Regions from separate parts of the Mus musculus genome. Here region 1 is linked to region 2. A link is a loop called in an ENCODE intact Hi-C map of the cell type or tissue named here. Cell type or tissue: heart. All regions are shown on one strand. Links, peaks and the distances in the headings refer to the core of each region. The heading gives the core; the rest is flanking DNA. Region 1 holds the start of Tekt4 (tektin 4). Region 2 overlaps Lmf1 (lipase maturation factor 1).

The links. A loop is a pair of places that touch in the nucleus more often than their neighbours do. Peaks named below come from ENCODE experiments on the same cell type or tissue, not always from the same donor. Only the 100,000 strongest peaks of a DNase experiment are listed, where the experiment ranks them.
Region 1: it touches region 2 in a loop (23-fold over the local background); 2 of 42 quality-filtered maps call a loop at or near these places.

What each region holds. Positions count from the first base shown.
Region 1 is chr17:25,469,744-25,480,978 of GRCm38, reverse strand. It overlaps Tekt4 (tektin 4), which reads right to left and starts at 9,389. Exons shown (of 6, transcript NM_027951.1): 1 at 8,724-9,389; 2 at 7,173-7,243; 3 at 6,720-6,863; 4 at 6,117-6,339; 5 at 5,266-5,420; 6 at 4,385-4,657. The coding sequence starts at 9,257. The coding sequence ends at 4,441. In heart, for the core only: CTCF peaks have their summits at 4,889 (motif pointing left), 6,151, 6,468 (motif pointing left) and 10,855 (motif pointing right); DNase peaks (open chromatin) are centred at 6,088 and 6,438; H3K4me3 peaks cover 2,258 bases; H3K27ac peaks cover 2,599 bases; H3K27me3 peaks cover 3,782 bases.
Region 2 is chr17:25,589,617-25,601,098 of GRCm38, reverse strand. All of the region lies in intron 3 of Lmf1 (lipase maturation factor 1), which reads right to left. Among named protein-coding and RNA genes, the nearest start is that of Lmf1, 16 kb to the right of the region's middle. In heart, for the core only: CTCF peaks have their summits at 5,432 and 9,919 (motif pointing right); a DNase peak (open chromatin) is centred at 8,588; H3K27ac peaks cover 825 bases.

The DNA.
Region 1 (11,235 bases), core at 3,236-11,235, 120 kb after region 2:
TCACCCATTGTCAGCTGCAGTGACTCAGTCAGAGGAGGTGTGAAGACAGAGCCCTAGTGACTGAATCACCTTGTGTCAGGCCCTGCAGGCCCCCTTACTGGAGCGTCTCTGCTTGACCTGGCTGATGAAAACAGTCGAGAATTCTCCCTGAAAGAAGTAAGTAGCTAGTGCCAGGGCTGGAGCCTTCTCTGTGGTCTTCTAGGAAAGATGGCAACCTAGGTCTGAGCATTGGTCTCTGGAACAAATGGGCTTTCACAGCAACTCAGCAGGACCAGGTGCAACCCCTATAGCAGAAAAGACAGTGACATCAGTGAGGGATAGTACTGGCCCCAGTCACCTCTAGCCCCCAGAGTCCCTCTCTCTGTGACACCCTCACTGGTCCCTAAGAAGATATGCCCTCTGATGGGGTAACCTGGGACTCTCCCAGTTGGTAAAGTATGTAGGAGAAGAGCCTTTCCAGGAGTTGAAGGCTAGGGAGCAGTATGGGGTTTTCAAGTCTCTATCTGCTGGGGCGTGGGGGGCAGGGCTGTCTCTCTGGTCAGGGGACAGACGTATGTGTCTATGGATGCTGAGCAGAGGGGTCAGCATTCAGGGTGACTCAGTGAACAGGACATCGAGTCTCAGGCCAGAAATAGCTCTGGCTGAGAGCAGCCACCAGCATCACCGTGACGACAGGGTGTCATGGCCCCCAGCGGTAGATGTCCTGCTGTGCCAGGGAAAAACTATGCACACGCTTTGCCGTCCCTTGCCCAGAAGCCTGCAAAGGTTTGCTCTCTATGGTACAGCACTGGGAGCCTGGAAGCTTGTGCCAGAGAGGGCAGCTGGGGTGCCCAGGCATCAGAGACTTAGCAACTTAACACTCTATGAATAACACCCTCCCCCTCCCCCCATAGAGGTGATCAGTAGTCCAGGAAGGTGATGGGGTAACTTAGCAGAGATAACTTGGTGAGCATCAGAAGTTTGTCCAGGCCCCCAGTTCAGGGCATGGACTAAGTGACAGGAGGAGGGGCCTGAGGCCACGTGCACAAAGACAGACCCCACAGCAGCCAGTTCAAGGCAGAATGGGTAATAGGTCCATAGTTAGAGCCATAGGATCAATTCTTGGTTTCCAAGAGAGTGACCATGTGGTCCAGACAGGTGGCTCACTAGGCAAGGAGACCTGTGTGGTTGGAGGGAAGCTGAGGGGCAACCCAGGTAAGGCAGGGCAGCCTGTATCCAGGCTCAGCCATTCAGTGTTCTAGATGGAACACAGGGTTGACTCTGAGACACTGGGGTCCCTTGATGGTCACATGGGGCTGGGGAAGCTGGCCATGGCCCTTTCTTTCCACTTCTCCTCCAACAGGTCATGCCCGCCTGCTATGGAATCCTCTCCTTCAGCCATAACAGTTCTTAGCATTGCCAACAGAGAAGCTGTGAACGCTTATGTGTGACCCTCACGATCGGAGCTGCTGACTTTCCTCATCAAAGGAGAGGGTGGGAGGGTTCCACACTCCTCAACAGTGACCTCAGCCCTTCCTTCCTACCCCTTCGTGTCAGCTGTGTGCAGTCTCAGTGGCTCAGGAGATGTTAGAGTATATAGAACATCAGGGTTACCTCGGGGATGGAGTGGTGTGAGGTGGCAGCTGTGCAGGGGTGAGATGGTTCAGTGATGCAGCTGTTGGGGTGAGGGTGTGCCCACGTGGCTGTAAGTAACCCCTCACCCATGTTCTGTAGGTAAAGCCATTTAACATACTCATTGCCTTGACAAGCTAGAACTGGGTGGATCCATACTTTGGTCTGTGGTTAGTGCCCTATACAGGGGTGGGGGGGAAGCAGCAGAGAGAGGGTGGGGTGGGGAGAGGAGAGAAAGTGTCCTCCAAACCCCCAGGAAAAGTTCAAGCAATCCAACACTTGTCCCATAGACATCCCTGGACAGCACAGCCCTTGGGAGAGCACCTGTGTTTCCTCTTTCAACTTTAAACCATGGACCCAGATGGGGCAGATGGCGTTACATGGCAGTCTCCTTAGCTTGGACATGACCACTGCTATCTTGAATCACTCAGCCTGAGACTCTTGAGATCCAGCCTATGGGCTGACTCTCGGAGGGGGAAGTCTCAGAGGTCCTCATGGCAAACTGCCGTCCTCCAGAGGAGGTAGAGCTTGGCTGGGGTGGTGTTGGAGGAATCTTTGGGTTTTTGAGAGCTATCCATGCTGCTGGTGGGACACTTTAGTGGTGCAGTTGCCCATAAGCTGCCCAAGGAAACTCCAGATGGTATACCTGCCTTAGGGTACCGACAGGTACCCACAAGTAATACGGTAAATTCCCCAGCTCACTAAGCTGGACTTGGCCGGACCCCTTTCTTTGGTCTGTCAGTGCCTGCACCTAGCTGGACTGACTAGAGTCTTCTCATGAAAGGTCATGTGGCAGAAGGACATCCCAAGGCAGACAGACGACCCTCCTGCTTGCTGTGGTAGCTTGGAATCCTTGCTCTGTTATCTCCCTATGCCTGGGACATGGAGTCAGAGGGGTTCTCCTGGAGTAAGCTACAGGGATCTCTAGCAAAGAAATGGCTGCTTGTGTCTGGATGGTCTCACAGTGGCAGCAGCTTCCTCATTACCTTGTGGTCACCAGCTTCACCTGAAGAAATCAGACCCTAGGGGTAAGGCTCACTTGCATGGCCCAGGTGTCTGAGGCCACAGGTGGGGGGTTTAATCTCCTAGCTCTTTGGGGTGTGAGCATGAGGGGCCAGAGGCCCTCCTCACCTTGCTTTCTCCAGTTATAAAATGGCAGGGCCCACCGTGGTGGGGTAACACATGGCATACTTAAAAGAGTGACCAGCTGCCCTGCCTTCAAGTCTGTGCACCATCCCACTGCTAGACCACCATCCTTGGGGAGTCAGAGGCAGCCTGCCTGCTCTGCTGATGGGAGCAAACAGAATGGCCTCGATGGAGACTGAGAGGCCGCCTCACCTCTCAATCATCCAGGAAGCTCAGATTGATCCTCTTCCTGGATGGTTTCTACTTCCCTGGGAGAGGCCAGGGGCAAGTGGGCAGCTCGAGTGCCCTTCAGCCTCTGCTCCTAGCCTCTCACCTATAAGGTATCGGGGTGCAGGCCCACAGGTGTCATGTACCCCTAAACCTATCCTATGGCAGCAGTACCCGGGGCACATTTTTAACGGCACCCCAAAGAGCAGGCACAGCTTTCTGGCTGTCGCTGTGGTGACCAACAACAGTAACAAGTGGCATGGTTTCCGTGGTGACATGTCCTCTGAATAGTGTAATGAAGGGAGGACCCGATGTCTCACCCACCCCTGACTGCAGGGGCTGAAGAGAAAGGATAAAGGCTACGGCAACGAAGGCCCGGGACTGGGGTTGTCTGGCAGGTAGGTGCTGGTGGCAGGGTCCTAGGCTGACCTTTCTGTCTGAACTGGGCCACTCTTTCAGGGACCACACATCTTCTCAGGAAGCTGATAAGAGCCCACTGCATACACATCCTCCCAAGGGAACCAAGGACAATGTGTCCAGGGAATTGAAGAGCCTGATCCAGGTAAACTCCAGAGTAGATGAGAAACCACCCCATCAGCCCAATATGGTTACATTCTCCCCTGGTCCAGAACTAGCACCGTGGTGTCTGCTGTGAAATCCAGGCTGCCACCTCCAGGAAGCCCTGTCTGTCCTCAATTGTCCCCACACAGCTGTCCCACATCCCTCTCCAGGCTTTGATTTCCAGGAACACTCTGATGTCTGTAAAACCCACCTCTCCAGATGTTGACCTGCAAGGAGCATGGGGACACGTGGCAATTTCCCCTGGAGCAGATATCACCAGACAGGGGAGCAGGGGCCAGAATGGGGTCTGGTGTCTATCTATGTGTGGGTAGCTTGTGGTGGTGGCGGCATATAACTCCCCTCCCTTCCCCCAACAGTCCAGGACAAGAAACAAGTCCCCCTACCCCTGAGTCACAGTCACAGGGTTTAACGCCCCTCCTGGCTCCATCCTGGGAGCCCTGGACAGTGAGCAGTGCTGAGTTTGGGGGGGGGGAGTAGTTGGGTGTGATTGGGGTGGGGTTCTGCCTGGATAATTTCTCTGAGTGGGGCTGACTGCAGGAGAGCCATTGTCATCAAAGGGAGGTGAGCCAAGCCTCAGGCCTGGGAGATAAAAGGGAGAGAGAACAATGCACTATGCCCAACAGACACACAAGTCCCTCGAACTGCTGGTGACATAGGAGAAACCAGGCTTGGTGGGGCTCTAAGTGGGGCTGTGGGGGAGTACCTGGCCTCACCTGGACAGACCATTTCCCCTGAAGTGTGGAAGATGATAGGCTCTTGGACAAAGCCTGGCTGTGTCAGTTCTGAAATACCTGTCCAACCGAAAGCCTCTTCACCCTGCCCCACGCCACTCTAGGCGGAAAACTAAAGAGCTCTTTATTTGAATGAAGCAGTGAGGCCAGGTGCCAGCCCCAGTCACTGGTAGCCAGCCAGCTGGAGGACACTGGGGTAGCGGTTGCGGTGGGTCATACACTTCTGGCGGTCGATAAAGAGGCTGTTGGTCTTGACTGCGATGTCCTTCTCCAGACTCATGCGTGAATCCTCCAGGTTCCGCAGTGCCTGCTCCGCATCCTGAAGCTTCTCCTTTAACGCTCTGAGGGACATGTTCAACTCCTCCACCTCGCTCAGCAACCTGCAAGGAAAGGAACAGTAAGCTGGGGGAGAGACAAAGGAAAGGGCAGTGACGCTACAGAGGATCCCAACAGGCTTACACAGACTCCACCAAAGTGGCAAATGTTGCAAAAATTCCTGGGAACTTGCATGGGTTAAAAAGGCCCTCGTTTCTAGTCCAAAGAGGGCCTCCCTCAGCTGCGCTGAAGCAGGGAAAGGGAGTCTTGAAACACTGCCACCTTGTGGCGAAAATAAGCAATGGCATCCTGAAAACTGATTTATAGAACAAAATTACGGTAGAGGAAGAAGGAAGAAGACAGACGCTTATGCTTAGAAGGGCATACTGGAATTGCCCTGCCAGGCTTCCCTGCCCTGTGGCCTCATGAATCTTAGGTTTCCAGACTCTAGGCTTCTTCCAGGAAGGCAAAGCATCCCAGAGTGTTGCACAGGATCCTGTGCTGTTTCTGACACTCAAAACCCCTCCAGAGCCCTCCCCACAAGCACTATGTCTGCTCATATGTAGGACTGATCCTGCAGGAGGGGCTCATGGTAGCCTCAAGTACTGAGTAAGACTAAAGGGCCTCAAGGATGACCCCAGCCTTCCAGGGCTGCTCAAACAGCAAGCAGTACCTGAACTGGGCATTGTCCCGGCACAACTCCACATTGGGCCGGTGTGACCGCTGGTAAAGGCGAGTCTGGGCCACACGCAGAGGGGCCTCCTTGTCCTTGATGGCCTGCTTCAAGGCTGCAATCTGGTGTTCCTGGTCTGTGATCTCCGTCAGGGTCTGTAAGGGCAGTATGTGAACCTGAGGCTGCCTCAAATTCTGGAGCAAACAGGGCACCTGCCTATCCTAACCCAGCATGTGGGATGGGCTAAACCAGTTGCCCTTAGTCTCCCAGCCTTGACAAGACACTCTGAGTCCTCCGCCTGTGTCCAGGGGCAGCCCTGTACAAGGCTCTCAGCGGGTCTCATGAGTCGGGGCAGTCTGTTTGCTCTCTAATGCTGGCTACAAAAGTCAGGTCTTAGAGGCTAGATAGGCCACAACGGGAATTTAGAAGCAGGACCCCAAAACCACTCTCTGCTCCCATACTATCTTCTTCCCAACCCCATAGCACACAGCTCCTGCTGGTCAGCAGTGGAGGTGCCAGAAGATCACTCCCCAAAACTGCTTTTACATCAAATCAGAGAATCTACAGAAGTGTATGGATGTCTGCTTCAGGGTGAGCTGGTCACAGAAGGACTCTTGAAGCCAAGTGGTGACTTAAGCAAAGTGGATAGCAACCCTGGTCCCTGTGGATAAGGGAACCCAAGTCCTAGGCAAGGGATGGGCGTGGCTTGAGTGGGGTCCGAGCACGAGAAGGAGACATGCACAGATGTGAGTAGGTGTATCCTAAGCATGGGATGGGCTCGCTGGTAGGCGTGTCCTGATGTGCTCAAACAAGTGGGCGTGTCCAAAGGCGGGCGAGCCCTGCGCTCCCACCTTTCGAAGGTGGTACTGCAGCTTCTGGAGTGAGTCGTCCAGCTCTTGGCAGCGGCTTGAGAAAGCCGAGTTCACTGCATCGCACTGTAGCCGCAGGTCCTCGGCCGTATCCCGCAAGATGCAGTCAATTAACTTCCGCAGGTTAACCGAGGCTAGCCGCTCGCGCTCGGCTCGAAGCAGGTTGTCGTGATTGAACTTGGCCCACGTCTCGGGCGTGGAAGCACTGAGGGTGGAAGTTGCGGCCTGGTCAGGGTGTAGTCACACAGAGACTCCCGCACTGTCAGCGATCCCCAGTGTACCCCGGATTCCTCCCTCACACCGATATACCGAGGTTCTCCCATGCCTCTAGAGATCCTTTGCTTGCCCTCTACTGGTCACGAGCAGAAACGCTTTCCAGGCCACCCACAGGGCACTAGCCCTGTGTGAATTGTGGGTGCCAGGCACTTGAGTAAGGGGCTTTCCAGTTAGTCCACCCCAACAGCAGACAGAGGTTCCCCAGGAGAGCTGGGCCAGGTTCTCGTGGGGGCAGGAGTCCTTCCTCAGATTTTGGAAGTAGAGCGGAGAGTGGCAGGGACAAACGGGTTACAGAGCCTAGAATCCTACCTCTCCTCGAACTTGCTGGAATGCGGATAGAACTGCACCTGGGTGCTCTCATTGGTGTAGCGGGAGCAGGTATCGTCAATGTTGTAGACTTCCACTTTGTCCGACCAGTTCATCTCACACGACTCCTTATGCTCCCTGTTCAGCCTGGAGGGCATGAGGGGGGGGGGCGGGGTTTAGGGCTCACTGTGTGCCAGGGAGCCCTGGGAAGCAGGCCCCATTTCAGCTCCAGTTTGTGCTCAGACAGCCTTCCATGGCCAGCAGTGCCCAGGTTCCAGAGCAAAAGTGGAGATGGTTGTATTCGCTGAGCAGAGCCTGCATTCCACTAGCTAAGATTTGGAAGCCTTCTGACCTCTCAGCCACAGTGTCAGGTCCCTACCTGTCCTGCCTCCACCTCAGACCAGCCTTGGGGACAGAGTCCAGCCCTCGGGTCCCTCAGGGGCTGCTGTGACCCACCGTATCTGGTCCACGGCTTGTCCTATCGTCCTCTTCAGGAGTTCCTGGATGTTCCTGATCAGCTCGGTTTCCTGGAAATGAGACCGGTCCTCTCTGAGCAACCCTGCTCAGAGACTCGGGGACTCAGCAGGAGCCAAGGTATGGACCTCACCAGCATTGACTTTTTGCCTTAATCTCTGTCCCCCCTCCACCCCCAGAAAAAGGTTCAGCCCTTGTGTGCGACGTTCACTCCGGGTAGTGTTAGCATGTTGCAAGTGAGTGTCTCCTCTAAAGGGTATCTTTTTGCTGTTGGGTCACCTAAGACAGCTGTCCAGACTCTGGGATCATCCCCAAAACTCCCACAGTTTCCTGAGGAGCATACCAGCCTTATATCGAGCTCTATACTGCCTCTGAGGAACTCAAGCCCACGGGACATCAGATGCCCTCTGTCTGCCCACTTCCCACCAAGAATAGGTAGGAAACTCTAAGTTTCCTTTAACCCCAACATTTTCTGGGTGCCAGGATTATCTTGTGCTCAAACCCACCTGGGCCATGATCTCCAGTGTCCAGTGTCCTCGGTCCCTCTCCCATCTCTGCACCCACTGGCCGAAGTGGGCAAGGCCTAGGGGTAGGACAGGAGTTCTCTGGGGCCCCAGCCTGGCGGTTTATTCCCCAGCTCCATCATTCATCCTTGCCCATGGGCCTGAGGCTACCACAGGAGGCGCCAGCTCTGAGGAATTCCCAGTTGTGTGGCACCCAGGCTGAGTGGCCCCATAATCACACAAGACTCCCCAAAGCAAGCTGCGCTGGGGTTTGAGGGAAAGGTACCCGATGAAGGGAGGGGGACGTGGCAGGGTTTGTTTTCGGTTCAGTTTGGGTTTTGGTGTTTGTTTAAGAGTCTCATATGTAGTCCAGGCTGGCCTGGAGCTCGTGTTCCTTCCTCAGTTTCCCTGACACTGGGATTATAGTGTATACTAGGAGAACATTGAAGCTCAGGCTCTGGGGTTCTGGGGCTCTGGGGAGAGAGAGCAGATGCCATGGGCATCCACAAGCCCTCCATACATGCAACACTGGCTGGCCCGGCTTTCTACCCTGAACACCAATAGCACTGCAAGGGGCATGCATGGTGGTACGGGGGAGCCTTTGGCTTAGCCAAAAACAAAACAACCTCAGCCAGAAGAATGTGGCGCACGCCTTTAATCCCAGCACTTGGGAGGCAGAGGCAGGTAAATCTCCTAGTTTGAGGCCAGCTTTGGTCTACAGAGTGAGTTCCAGGACAGACAGAGATACACTGAGAAATCCTGTCTTGGAAAACAGACAAACAAAAAAGCCCAAAGCCCACCACCACCGACAACAAAAATCCCCTCAGAGTCAGACTGAACGTCTTTGAAATCTTATGGGCTGGAAGGAATCCCACAAGAGAGAAAGTTACTTGGATGTGGTAGAAATTCCGCTATCTGAAGGATCAGGAGTCCTGCATAGGCACAGTGCTGTGTGAACCCTAAGGCCCTGTGTTATCTCTATGAGAGCCAGAGCCTGCCTCCCACGCTGAGCCCGAGCCACTGGTTGCACCTTCAGTAGCTCCACCTCCACATAGTCCCGGACAAGGTCTGGGTGCTGGCGGCGTTCTCTGCACTGCAGGTTGTCAGTAGCAATGGAGTAAGGCACGGAGGTGGCATCCAAGGCGCGCTGTAGCCGCAGCTTCTGGGCCATCATCAGGTCCGTCTCGGAAGACAGCTCGTCTATCTCTCGCTGCAGCTCTGACTTCCAGCAATGCATGTCCTCCAGGCGCTCTCCCACCTTTCTTGTGGAGTCAAGTTGTGTGCGCTGGGCCAGTGCCCCAGTCTCGGCTACCAGCTGCCCGCTCTCATGCCGCTGCCGCTCAGAGTAGTCCCGGTCTGCGAAGGCCTGGTGGTAGCGGGCATAAGAGTTCTGAAACCACTCGTCCCTCAGGTATTTGGCTGTGCGGAAGCCAGCGGTGGCCAGACCCGAGGACGTGTAGGCGCCAGTATTGCAGGCCACTTCATATTCTTTGCGCGGAAGCTCACAGACATCTATTGACTGTGGGGCCGGCTCCTTGGTCAGGAGCACGCCCGTTTGGGCCATGGTACCCACTGCCTGGCTAAGCAGGAAGGGAGGCGGAATGAAGAGAGGGTCACTGGGCAATTGTCCAGGCACGATCAATGGAGCAGTACTGGTCACTCTGTCCCAAGCAAGGTTCCTGGTTGCCTAAGGAACATTGTATACACCAACTGCCTCCTGTTGCTGAGCAACAGGGTCACTCAAGGGGGAGGAGCAGAACTGCCCTCTTAAAGGGCCAAGCAGTGTCTGGGAACATAGCTGGGTAAAAGGTAAAAATGTTTGCCTCGCAAGAACATGAGTTTGTTTCCCAGGACACAGGTGGGGGCAGGGGGGGATGGGTGTGGTGGCATATGCTTGCAATCCCTGCACTGGGACGGCAGAAACGGTTAATCTGTGGTGTTCACAGGCCAACCAGCCCAACTGTATTTGACGAGTGAAAGACCTTGTTGAAAATAAGGTTGGCCAGGCATAGTGGCAAATACTTCTAATGCCAGCACTCAGGAGGCAGAGACAAGTGGAGCTCTCTGATTTCAAGGATAGCACGGTCTACGTAGTGAGTTCCAGCTTGGTCTGGGCTATATAGCAGGACCCCCATCTCAAACAAAACCCCCAATAACAACAAAAACAGACAAAACCCCAAAATGGATGGTGCTTGAGAAATGTCCCCTAAGGTTTCCAATGCACACAAATACTCATATGCCCATGTGCGTGCGCATGCACAAGCTCTCTCTCTCTCTCTCTTTCACACACACACACACACAGACACACACACACACACACAGGCAATCCCCAACTCTCAACTCTTCACCACACTGTGATCCGAGCCACAGAGGCTCAGGACTTGTTCCCTGGGACCCTTGGGCTCCAGGGCTGGGGTAGTGAAGGGCCTTGGGGTCCAGGGCTGGGGTAGTGAAGGGCCTTGGGGTCCAGGGCTGGGGTATGAAGGGTCTTGAGGTCCAGGGCTGGGGTAGTGAAGGCTCCAAGGTCCCTGACACCCCTGCCCTCCTCCCTGGCTCCTTGGCTCCTTTTCTGAGATGTTCTTCCATGATCTGGTCCTGAGTGTGGGCTTTGCCCTGCTGGAGGAGGACGGAGGAGGTTCTGCCTACTTAACGACCCCTTTGGGTGATCTGTGGGAGGTGGGGGCCATGGAAATGTGAGCAGGTTCCTCAGCCTGAGAAGTGCCTCTCATCCTCAACATTACCCTAAGCCACCCTAGGACTCCACAACTTGGCCCATTGCGCATGTGGTCTGAACCCCGCATGCAGGCCCAGAGGACCAAACATCCACCCTACCTCAGCCTCCAGGACTCACTTTGGGACCTGAACCCATGAGAGTATCCACAGCCACCCTGACCCCATCTATTCCCAGGGCCACTGTGTAAGGGCCAGCCCCTCTTCTTCTTCCTGTATCCCATAGCTGGACTTAGATCAGAGCCTCCTGGGGATTTGGGTCAGTGTTCTGAAGGGGGTTCACCCACTGAATGTATCTGGAGTCACGTATCCTGATCTGCTCAAAAAGGGGAGGCACTTTCTGTCTGGGCAGTTGTTCCCAGGACACTAGTTAGATAGGAAATCCTGCCATCCAACCTGGGCATTAAGAAACCCTAGTCGATAGCCAGTGTGACCAAGAGAGGGCGACATTGACTGCAGAATGTGCCAGCCACCTATTCCTAGTTCCTGACCATTCTGTGGTCTTCCTCCCTCCCCTCCCACCTGGTCTTCCCCAGAGGCTCCTCACATACTAGGTCCTCTCTGAAAGAAATCCACACCCTTAGCCAGCACAGGGTCTACTGCCACAGCCCCTCAGCCTCTCCTCTCCCCACTGTCCTATCCCGTTTCCCGCCTCGAGAACCTCAGGCTCTCTCTGCTCAGTGCACAGGCTTGGTTTCACCCACACACCTCTGTCCAGGCTGTGCATTCCTCCCCGCCCCCCCCCCGCCCCGACCCTGTGCTGACTCCCTAGCAGTTAGCCCCTCACTCACTTCACACTCCATGTCAATCCT
Region 2 (11,482 bases), core at 2,084-10,083:
TGTGACACACTATCTGCCTTCCACTTGTGTTTATCAGATACTACTGGTTTGCAGGCCATTTCTCTGATGCATTTCCTGCTCGGCTTCTGCACAAATGTACAAAGAGAAGCTAAAACTAACCATCTGGCAGACATGATGTGACAGTGTAGGTTCAAGTCTACAGTACTGACGATGAACATACAAGTCCCCTAGAGCCTCACCCCAGATCTGAGTGTTGACAGATCATCCCCAGGTCAGCTTCCTCCCAGTCCTTGCCTGATGACACAGCCTGTCCCCTCTCACCACGGCTGCCCTGAGGACAAAGCAAGGGGCACACAGCAGGAGCATTCCCTCAGCTGCCACCCGTATTTCATTCCTCTCCTTTGTGTGGGGTTGTTAACCTCATATTTCCTAGCTCTGTCCACCAACTGGCTAGACAGCAGACACATCCCATACCATGTCTGCAGGTGACTCCACAGGAGGAATCCATGGCTGGCACAGGACAAATGTGTGTGCCTGGAGCACCCAGCAGCACTAGGTGGGAGCACCATCAGAGAAACCTCCAGGATGGGCCATTTAGGGCACGGGGACCAGTGGGGAAAATCACAGACATGAGGCACAGAAAAGAGCACAGGGATGCTGGGTGATCATCTGAGAGAATAAAATGAACCTCCCCCCGTGCTATACAACCACTGGGAGTGGCAGCCCTTCCTTCCTTGCAGAGGGGTTCCACAGAATGACCATCTATAGAGAAAGGGGAGCAAGACTTGACTCAGGATGTCTCAGCAGCAACCTCGGCAGCAGGATCCCAAATCAGTGTGACCTGGATGAACCACCCTTAACCCTCTACAATGTGTGTGGCTTCAACTCATATAAACCATGTGACACCCCTCCAAGTGGCTTGGGGTCCCCATCACTAAGGGACTGACTCAGGTACCTGCCTCCTTTGGGAAGCTGTAACTGGACACAGGAACACTAAGCAGGAATATCTTAACAAGGAAACGTCAGGTAAGTGTGGAAGCTCTCCCTGGAAGGGGCGGGGTGGGGAGGAGGGATCCTCCCAAGCCCAACATCCAGTTTATCCACTAGGAAGCATGGGATGGACCCAATCTGAGGCACATTCTGCAGAACATGCTACCAGGAGTGGACTACACAGTTGCCAACATGGGAAGTCAACAGGAGCCTGGGGGACAAGGACTAAGAGTGAAGGACACAGGAAGCTGATGGCATGGCGACTCCAGTAGTGGTCTATAGTTGGCCGTCAGGGTCTGAGGCTGGTTTCTCCGTGCCACTCACTGATGCCAGCAGCACTGACTCTCTCTGCAGTTCCTCTGTAATAGTGTGGCGCTATTGCAAGTTCATCTTCTAAGGTGTTGCTGGCACTGTTTTTCCAGGCACAAGGCTAGTGTCACAGTGCCGTTGTTGGTTGGGACACACCTGACCACTATGGGGCACAAGGGAACCAGGAGCTTGCACCTTTATCTTGGGAGCAACCTGGGAAGAGAGCAGGCCTCAACATAGAAGTCGGCTGGCCCTTGGATGCCAAAGAGGTCCTGCCATGAAACCAGCAGAGCTGCACTTCCCAGAGTGGGTGCTACTTGATAAATAAGGTGGTGGGTAACTGGACATCTGACAGCTGCATTGCAGCTAGGACCTGGGCGAGTCTAGAAATCTCTGATGGTGAGTGTGTACTGTTTAAAGTGACCAGTGAGACGGCAGCCCCTAGAAGAGTGAGACACACACAACACACCCCTCGCTCCCCACCTTCAGCCACAGAAGGGAGTTTTGGATCTGCCTGCTTGGCCCTGTAGTTACCACCCTAGCCAGGTTAAGTGTACCACTCCACCAGGCTGGCCCTCAGATGTCCCTGTGGCAGAGACACTGATGGGACCTCAGTGTGTGACTGGCTCAATCCCAGGGTTCCTATGTAGTGTAGAGGTGTGAGCACGGTGACCTCTGTGGGATGTCAAAGGGAAATGACCCTAAGAGACAGACAGAAACTCCGTGGCCCTACAGGTGCTCCTGCTGCAGTCATCTGTGTCTCACAGCCTGCCTGAGTCCCTGTGGTTGCCTACGGCACATGTTGCTCCTCACAGTGGCTTTTGATCGTCATCTTGCATTTAGCTATTAGTGGATTGAACCGCTGACTATGGGTCTCCACTTAATTGGCTGACAGAGCTGAGACAGATCCATATCATACTCAGGCTGTGGCCTGTCCCTGAGGCCAGCAAGCCTGATAGTGGTACACACTTTTTTTGCACACTTCTCGGGAACCCCAGGTCCACTCTTCTACTGGTCAGCAGTTCTGGCTTAGAAACATTTTGTTGAAAAACTGGAGACAACAGGTGATCCAGTGCCTCAATGAGCCACGCCGGCCCTGCCAAGTCCCTGGGCTGCAGTGACTCAGGGAAGGTGCACACGTCTTTCTAGGTAAAGACAAGAGCAGATGCCCCCTTCTTTTGCACAAGGACAGGGATCTTGCTATGGTGAGGCAATGCCCAGCCTCAAGGGGCAGACAGTAGTAGGAAGACAGGCAGGCACAGAGATGCAGAGACTCACGGGTAGAATTCATATCACAGGATATATGTGGAAGGATAAAGCCAGGCTGTGGGGTGGGGAATATTTGCTTGGCAGTCCTCAGGGACAGAGGGGAGGAGTAGGCAGCCAATACAGAAGCCACATAGTGCTCATAGATAGCACACAGATGTTTGCCTCTGGGGACTAGCAAAGTGGAGCAGGGGTAAAAGCACTTGCTGTGCAAGGCTGACAATCTAAACCCGATCCCCAGAAGCCATGTGGAAGGGTGACCTGACTCTAGAGAACTGTCCTTGAATCTCCATCCACATGCACACCAAGGCCCGCGTGCACCTGCACTACATACACACATCACGCACACATCAGGAACATGCAACAGCAATAAGAATAAAGCTCACCTCATCTCTGACTTCTCCTCACAGTCAGCCTATGAATGCCCTAGAGATGTCTATCATGGCGAGGACCAAACAGAAAACCAGCTACAGTGTGCCAGCCGTGGAGATGCATGCCTAAGAGGCGGCCGACACCGGTAACACACGTAGTGATCATACTTGGAAAGAAGGCATAGTATGCTGGACCAGAGGACAGGGACTGTCTAGAAGGACCTGTTACCCACTTCAGAGCCATTAGCGGTAGCCAAACCACATCAGTGGCCATCTCCTCCTACAGATGCACACACAAGAGCTGCCATTGTGACAGCAGGGAGCAGGGCTTCCTCTTTAAGAGTCTCTGTTTCAAGAACATCAAAGCATTTGCAGCAGACACTGGCATGTGGACACTAGCTGGGGCAGCCAGCAGAGTCTCTTCCTGTTCCTCACACTGGCAAAAGGCAGGCTTGCTGGCAGTGTTCACCCACGGCTACCAAGGAGCCTGGGAGGCAGGAAGTACAGGGGACACACAGGTGCTGGAGGGGCCAGGCCAGCTGGCGATCTTGATGGCGTCTGAAGAGACCAAAGCACTGCTCTAGCCTCTCAGCTGCCTGATGCAACCAGGACATCACACTTGCACAGGGTGGGGGGCACTTAGTGGGCAAGAAGCACACAGGATGGCCTGCCTTGCCTCAGACAAATAGTTGCAAGCTGGGTAAGGAGATGAGGATCCCACTGACCTGCTGCTGTCAGATGTCTCCTGTGGATGCGGGCGTGGGGGGGGGCGCTAACAGATGGCTCTTCAAAAGAATACTGCACTAGGTCTGGAGGGGGAGAAGGTCGTGGAAGTGGAAAAAGTGCTTGTTGACGCTGAGGTTTGTTTTCAGCGAGACACCAATACCTGAGGATTACACGGATCTCTAGGAAGCAGAGAGGGGCAGACCAACTAGTGGAAGAGAATCAGGCAAAGGCAGCTAACCTGCCTGCCCCACGATCTCCAAACCCAAATGTCGAAAACACATCTAGTCGAGTGGCACTAGAGAGGCTACAGAGAGAAACCTCCACAGCATGGGGAGAAAGAAGCATAGATTGTGTAACGTGCTTCCTGTAAAATGAAGATATCAAGAGGGTTAAGCAGTTCCACTGGAAAGTTTAGAATAAGTTGGTGAGATAAGATCAGAGATGAAAAACTTAACCACCAAAGGAGGACCAATTCTCGATGTCAGGGGCAGGGGTGGGAGGGAGGCAAAAGTGAACAGACAAAATAGTTGCAGCTCTCTATCTGGCCCAGAAGGCAACAATATTTGCAGAGACACAATAACGCACAGATTGTGTGTATTGCAAACCAGTAGCAATTATATCTGAACCACTTCTTGGTCCTTGGACTAAAGTCAAGTATAAACGATGTCTGTGACATAGTTCTGGTAGGATGTTGGAAATGGCATGAAGGGCCTGTGAGGGGTCCTTGCTACTCCTGACAGGCAGTACACGAGCAATGTCTAAAAGGGCCACACCAAGATCGAACCATGCACAGACCTCACTGGAAATACAAATTCGGGGACTGGCAAGATGGCTAAAGATGGTAAAGGTGTTTGATGGGCAGTTTTAAATATCAACTTGCCAGAGCCTAGAATTAACTGTGGCGAGAGTCTCAATTGAGGAACTGTCACGACCGAGTCAGCCTGTGGACATAACTGTGGGGATTATCTTGATGCTTCATTGATGAAGAAAAACCAGTCCATTGTTGGTGGCACCATCCCCTAGGCTGGCGCCGCTGAACTTTCTCCACCAAGCGTGAAGAAACAAGTAAATCTCACTTCTGGGGGTGGGGGCAGAGAAAGCCGTCGACAGCACAGATGTATTTATTCTCTCTCTGTTCTTGATTGTGGATATGATGTGATGGCTCCTTGTGCTCCTGAAATGGTGGATCGCAACTTGAGAGTTGTAAGCTGAATAAACCATTTCCTCTACTGTGTAGCTTTGATCAGTATATCTGATCACAGTAACAGAAATGAAACCAAGCTACCATATGGAGGCAGAAAGAAAGGGAGAAAGAAAGAAAGAAAGAAAGAAAGAAAGAAAGAAAGAAAGAAAGAAAGAAAGAAAGAAAGAAAGAGAAACAAACAACTCACTCCACAAAGTTGTCCTCTGACCTCTTCATGTGTGCTACAGTACGTGAGTGCTCACACACATCACAGACACACACATACAAATAATAATTTTTTAAATGAGAAACATGCTGCAAATACCAGAGTAAGTGCTAGCAGAGATCAGGGGGTTTATCTGGTGGGGAGAGCAGGATCTGGGTTGAGCACGTCCATGCGCACACCTAACTTCTTTGTTTTTAGCTATTAAAAGGATACTTTTTAGGTCATGGTCTAGCCAGAGTATAAGGAATCCAGAAGCTGATAAGCAGAAGATAATTTATAACTCCCTACACACACGGCATTGCTGTCTGTCTCTTTGGATGGCACCTGTCCAAAGTGGCATCGGTGCTGAAGGTTACAGAACGACAGTGACTGTCATCAGGGTGGAACAGGGATACAGCTAGAGGGCAGTGGTCATCTGTGTGTGCACTGCTACTACCAGGGAGGAGTCAGACAGTGGTGCATCACCTAAGCTGTCAGCTCCAAACACTGGACAATAAACCCTTTCCTTATCAGAGCTGGTGCACAGCAGAGGGCGGGGCATTTGCATGGTGCTGCACAAACCCAGGTTCCCAGCAACATAAAGCAAATTTTTATTTAAACTCTTAAAAATCTGATAAATAAAGCCAGTTCTTCCAGGACCACAAGAGAGGAGTTTCTGCCTGTTCTGCCTACGGGGAGCAGAAGAGAAACAAGCAAAGATGGCCTGGTGCTGGAGAGTGAGAGACTGGTGGTGAGCCAGAGAGCAAGATGGACAGACGGCTTGATGGGTGAGGCCACTCAGCAACCAAAGGCAGCTTCAGAAGGAACAAACTTGAAATCTGACAGATCATCACTATAGGGAACTGAGACCAAGTCCGCTGGGCTCAGCTGTCCTTGAGAGTGATTGGGGATGGAGACAACTTTCTACCCCAGACACACCCCATCTCCAAACAATCTGGCAAAAATAAAACTAAGAGGCGAGCCGGAGGAATTCCAGATAAAGCCCATCCAGCAGCCCCAGGACTCGAGTGAAGCAGCTCTTTTTCTAAGTCTCGGAACTCTGTTCATTAAAGGGAACCACCACGTTTGGGAAGTGGGAGTAGAAGCAGGCGGGACCCCGAGTGAGCAACAAGGAATAAGGAACACCCAGTAGCCCAGGCTAGCCTCAAGGTGACCTCGAACTGGGCTGCCCCTCCAGAGTGTGGGGAATACAGGCATGACTCAAAGCCAGGGCTTCCGGATGCTAGGCAATTAGAGACAGGGGTCTCACTCTGCAAACTGTCCCAGCACTCCTTGTGCCTCAGTCTCCAGCCTGCTAGGATTAAAGGCGTGAACCATCCCATATGGAAACATTCTCTTTCAGATTCAATTAGTGATTTTTTTTCCACTAGATTTAAATCAGAAAAAGGGGGAAGGAAGGGAGCAAGGGAGAGATACACAGGGGAGGGGTGCGGGTGTGTGTGTGTGTGTGTGTGTGTGTGAGAATCTGATCTCATGTCCCCATTTGGGTAAACACTGACCCTAGGCCCCTACCAAATGGTTGACTGAGGCAGTCTACAGCCAACATGCCACACAGTGGTCCTCCCGTGCTGGAACCAGATTTTTCTGGGCTCTCGTGAAGGATGTGATGGGACATGGTACTGGGACAGAGGGCCTGCTGTCATCCTGAGTTGACATTTTCAGGAAATGAGCTCTGTGAGGTTGGTCCTCCCCTAGTGACATACCAAGAGGTTAAGTCAATAGAGACAGGCCCCAGGAAGGAGACCTAGGTTGGCTTGCTGATGGCAGCTCCCGCGCTTAAGGCTGGCCTGGCCATTGAGGCTGCCGCTGACTGTGAGGATAACTTAATTAAGGAAACTGCTTTCCTGGAGCACTGGGGCTGGGAGTAGAGCAGAGCAAAAGACTGTAAACTGCAGCAGAGGGCATGCAGGCCGTTGCAGTGTCAGCCACAGGTCTGGAAACAGTTTCATGGAACCTGCTGGGCCTGGCCACCGTGCTAATCACTTCCTGCAGGCAGCTCTGCTCCCTCACTAATGGGTCTTAATAAAAACTTCCAATTGGGCCAGTAAACCCCTCATTAAGCTGTTTTTAAAGCATGAGTTTAAGAGCGGCAAGGGTGAAGGGTCACATGGAGCATTTAATTCACAACGGCTGGCAGGAGGCGCTGCCACGAAGGGAAACACGAGTGTCCCCGGCGTGTAAACATCCCATGTGGCCCAGGGCCTGCCAAGGATGGCCTGACAGCAGACCGAGCTCTCCACTTGGCATGGACAAAGCTCCCTGAATCATTAGACTATGGAAAAGATATGGAAAAGCACAGAACTCACGAGATAATCTGTGGGTACCGTTCCTGCCGTGCGTGCTGCCGTGAGGCCTGGGCCCTTGTGGACTGCATGGGAGCCATGGCTGCTCCTGCAGACCCCTGGCCTCTCTCCCCTGTGACTTACCCACTGGCTTGAAGCTTTCTCGGGTTACATGCTTTAAAGCTGTCCTCACGTGAGCTCACGGTGTGTTTACAGCTAATGGGTTGCACATGATCCAAGGCAAATGCCCAAGTGCCTCTGTGCATCCCTGCATCCGGACACTGCCGGGGGAAGCTGACACAGCAGAACTTCTGTCCTCAGCTGGTGAGGCACAGCTTCTTACTGAAATGAAGGAACCCGGACTCATCCAAACGCTAAGGTGCCCGGTTCTTATCCTGACCATGTTGGACCGAAACAGAGATGGCAAAGGGTCTTCTAGAATCCTTCTCTGCGACCCAGGGACCTTCATACCTGGGATATCCTTAGAGTATTAGATTCGTGCTGGCCTGAGTGGTGGTGGTGGGACCTAGAGGACATCAAAGGCCTCTAGTTACCCCAAACCTGTGTGCTCCCCTAAGGCACAGGGCTTCTCACAATCCCATACTCACAGAGCAGCCTGGTCTCCCTTCCTTACAGTCACCAGAGATAGTGTGATCTCTCCAGAAAAAAAAACCAGTGTGCCAAGGGGCTCAGGCAGCGAGAATGTGGAGTGTGGCCTACACTGCCCAAGCATCGCTTGGGAGGCAAGGCCTATACCCCATTCACCACAATCAAAGGACATACAAAAGGGTTTTGTGGTCTAAAACCCTCCGGAGGCTTCCGGAATGTGCCACATTTCCTGACTGCCTATCTGGACCTTGAGGACTTTACAGTATCTATCACCCAAGAGCCTAGCTGGAGGAGGCTGTGCTACTTGGCTGGACTCTATCATGCTGTTTTCTCCCAGGCCCTCCCCAGTCCTATCAGCAGGCAGCCCCTCTAGCATGATGCCCACAAGCCATCTCCCCCAGGACAGCCCTTGGAGCCAGAGCAGTCATCCTGTTGCTCCCTGTCCCCCACGGGCCATGCCTAGGAGACAGTCTGGGAACAAGACTGAGGAAACTTTGCAGGCAGAGTACAGGACTCAGGACCCAGAGATACGGTTGCAGTTCCCTCTCTAAACCCTTCCCAGTGCACACAGAGCTCAGCAATGGCCTGGAGCCCAGGGGAGACAGTGGCCCATGCCAGGGACAGTGACTGAGCTGGGGACAGTAGTCACAGCGTGTACAGAGTGTGCTGGGATGGTGCCTGCCAGGAGCAGCCCTGTCCTTCAGGAGACCTGAAGCCCTGCGGCTCAGCCTGGAAGGCTACTGCAGTTCTAGAGAACCAGGTGACGGGACATCAGCAATCACAGTCCCTCGGGGACAGGAGTTTCCTACATCCACAGGGGACAGGAGGAATTCTTTTCCAACCCAGTCTCTGACCTGCATGTTGCCCAGACAAGTCACCACTCACCTGCAGCCCACACAGCAACTGCATTTGTCTAGAAATGAGAGTATAGTACTGGGATAGTGACAGGTGACAGAGAGGAACTCAAAGCTGCCACAGCTAAGGGGGGCCTCTCAGAGAGACAGCAAAAAATTACTAATAAAAAACTTGAGTGTGTTGGGGAACTGTGATTGTCTGAGACATAGGAGGGCACCTGAAATGAGACCTCACTGCAGGGCCTCCTTACCCAGAATCCTTCACTGGCAATGGTGATGTGTACACAAAAGGCCAGTCCCCCCACATCACTGCTCACACTTGCCCAAGAACAGAGGTGACCGGGACCCTGTTGCTAGCACAACGGAGGGTGTCCCCCACGAGGCCCTGTCCACAGACCCTTCTAGACCTAATGCCTTTGAGTATCTCAGAGCTTCCTTGTTCTCCAGTGAGGGCTGGTGGGACTTTGGTATTGACCCATGGGTATTTGTATTGATTCAGTTTTAACTAATATAATATATTCATGTTAAGCTGGGTATGGTGGTGCATGCCTGTAAACTGGCATTTGGTAGGGTGAAACGGGAGGATAAGGAGTTTGAAAACAGTATGGGGTAGATAGGTAAGACTTCTTTCTTGAAATGAATAAACAAATAGATACAAATACAGACATACTACACACAGTGAGCAGCACACTGTACGGGGCTCCGGAAGCTCGGTGCATGTCAAATCACGATTCGTGGGGATAAAGCCCCACAGAGAGCTACCAGCCCGCAGCTCTACATTTTGGCTCTTAGTTCACTGAAGCCTCCATGTAAAACAGAGATGACTGGTACAATTAAGATCACACAGCCAGAAGCCGAGCGTGGTTAATCCCAGCACTCGGGAGGCAGAGGCAGGCGGATTTCTGAGTTCGAGGCCAGCCTAGTCTACAGAGTGAGTTCCAGGACAGCCAGGGGGCTGCACAGAGAAACCCTGTCAAAATCACACAGCCAGGTTGACAGACGGTGCTCACTGGGAGATCTGCAGCTCCTGTGGGTGGCAACATCGGGCCAGAGAAGAGAAACTCCAGAAGAGTCTTTATAACTTTGTGCATATGGGCATTGTGCCTATATGTCTGTGTTCCATGTGTGCGCAGTGCCCATAGAGGCCAGAAGAGGGCGCTGATCCCCTAGAACTGGAGTTATTTATGGTTGTGAGCTCCTAAGTGGGTGCTGTGATCTCAACCCAGGTGCTTTAGAAGAGCAGCCAGTGTTCTTTTTTTCCTTTGTGTGTGTGTGTGTGTGTGTGTGTGTGTGTGTGTGTGTGTGTGTGTGTGGAGACAGGGTTTCTCTGTGTAGCCCTGGCTGTCCTGGAACTCACTCTGTAGACTAGGCTGGCCTTGAACTTACACAGATCTGCCTGCCTCTGCTTCCCAAGTGCTGGGATCAAAGGTGTGGGTCGCCATCACCTCCCGGCTGCAGCTCACTCCAGCCCTTCTAGAAAAGTCTTCACCTGGTGCACCTCTGCCCGCCCTGTGCTGCCTACCCAGATGGGCCTTTGTTCTCTGTGACAGCAAGAGAAATGGAAGGCAGGGATACAGCAGCACCACCAGCTTCCAGGTAGCTGTACCACGAGGTAAGATAGAGCTTGTAAGTGCCAGCAGTCAAGGACACAGACCAATGGTGACTAGGCAGGGGTTTTCCTCTAAGTTCCTGAGGCGACCACCTGAAGGTCTTCTGCTGTTCATAAGAATTCCAAGTTCTTTTGTATCTTACCCCCTTCCCTGCTATGTGCCTGGAACCCCGGGGATACCCCACTGCCCACATTCCAAGATGGGGCAGCCACTGCCAAGCAGTGGCCTGAAGATGTGTGGAACACTTGCTACTTCTCATCGTGCCTGTCCTGTGACACAGCCACAGCTCCGGAGAGTGCTGGCACCGAGCACACAGAGTGCCTCAGACTTGACTTTTACCAGTCATTGCCAGAACCCTCTACACCAAGGAGCAAGGATCCCATACAGATACAGGAGTCAAGGCCTCAAGGTTTCCATATTCATAACCAGACAAAAAAGTAATCTTGTTGCAATTTCAGATAAGCAGTGTTCATTAAGAAAAGAGGGTTTGTTCCCGGAAGCACTGGAGAACACAGGGTTCCCTGGGGGATGTTGATACAGAAATAAGAAATAGATACAAACATCCTGGACTATTGTGTCCCGACCAGCCACAGTGATCCTGCTCTCAGCTGTGTGGGAAAGACGCTGTCAGCTCAGCTGAACAGTTTAGCAGATACACAGGTATCTGTCTACTCAGGGAACTAAAAATGAGGGGAAGCACTCAGCGGGAACTAAAAATGAGGGGAAACATTTACTGTGGCAGCAGACTGATGGCCTTGCATTTGCCAATGGATCCCCTTTTCTCCAACTGCAGGGAACACTCAGTAGGTGAGACTAAGAACATAGACCCGACAGTGACTTGGGACTCAGGCCTCACATCTGAAGCCACATAGGATAGGCAGGGTGTGGCCCAGACACACAAGCACAGCATGGGTAACTGCAGTGGGGTCAAGGTGCCCCCTGTGGCGTCCTTGGGTAGAACTGCAGGTCAGTAAAGACACCCTCCCCCACCCCCTCACTCTCCCCTTACAAAGCATCGTTGTCTTTTATTGTGGGACTCTAGAGTTGGGCCACCTTACGTGTAAGTCCCCAGGCTCTCAGCTTCCTGGCCACTTG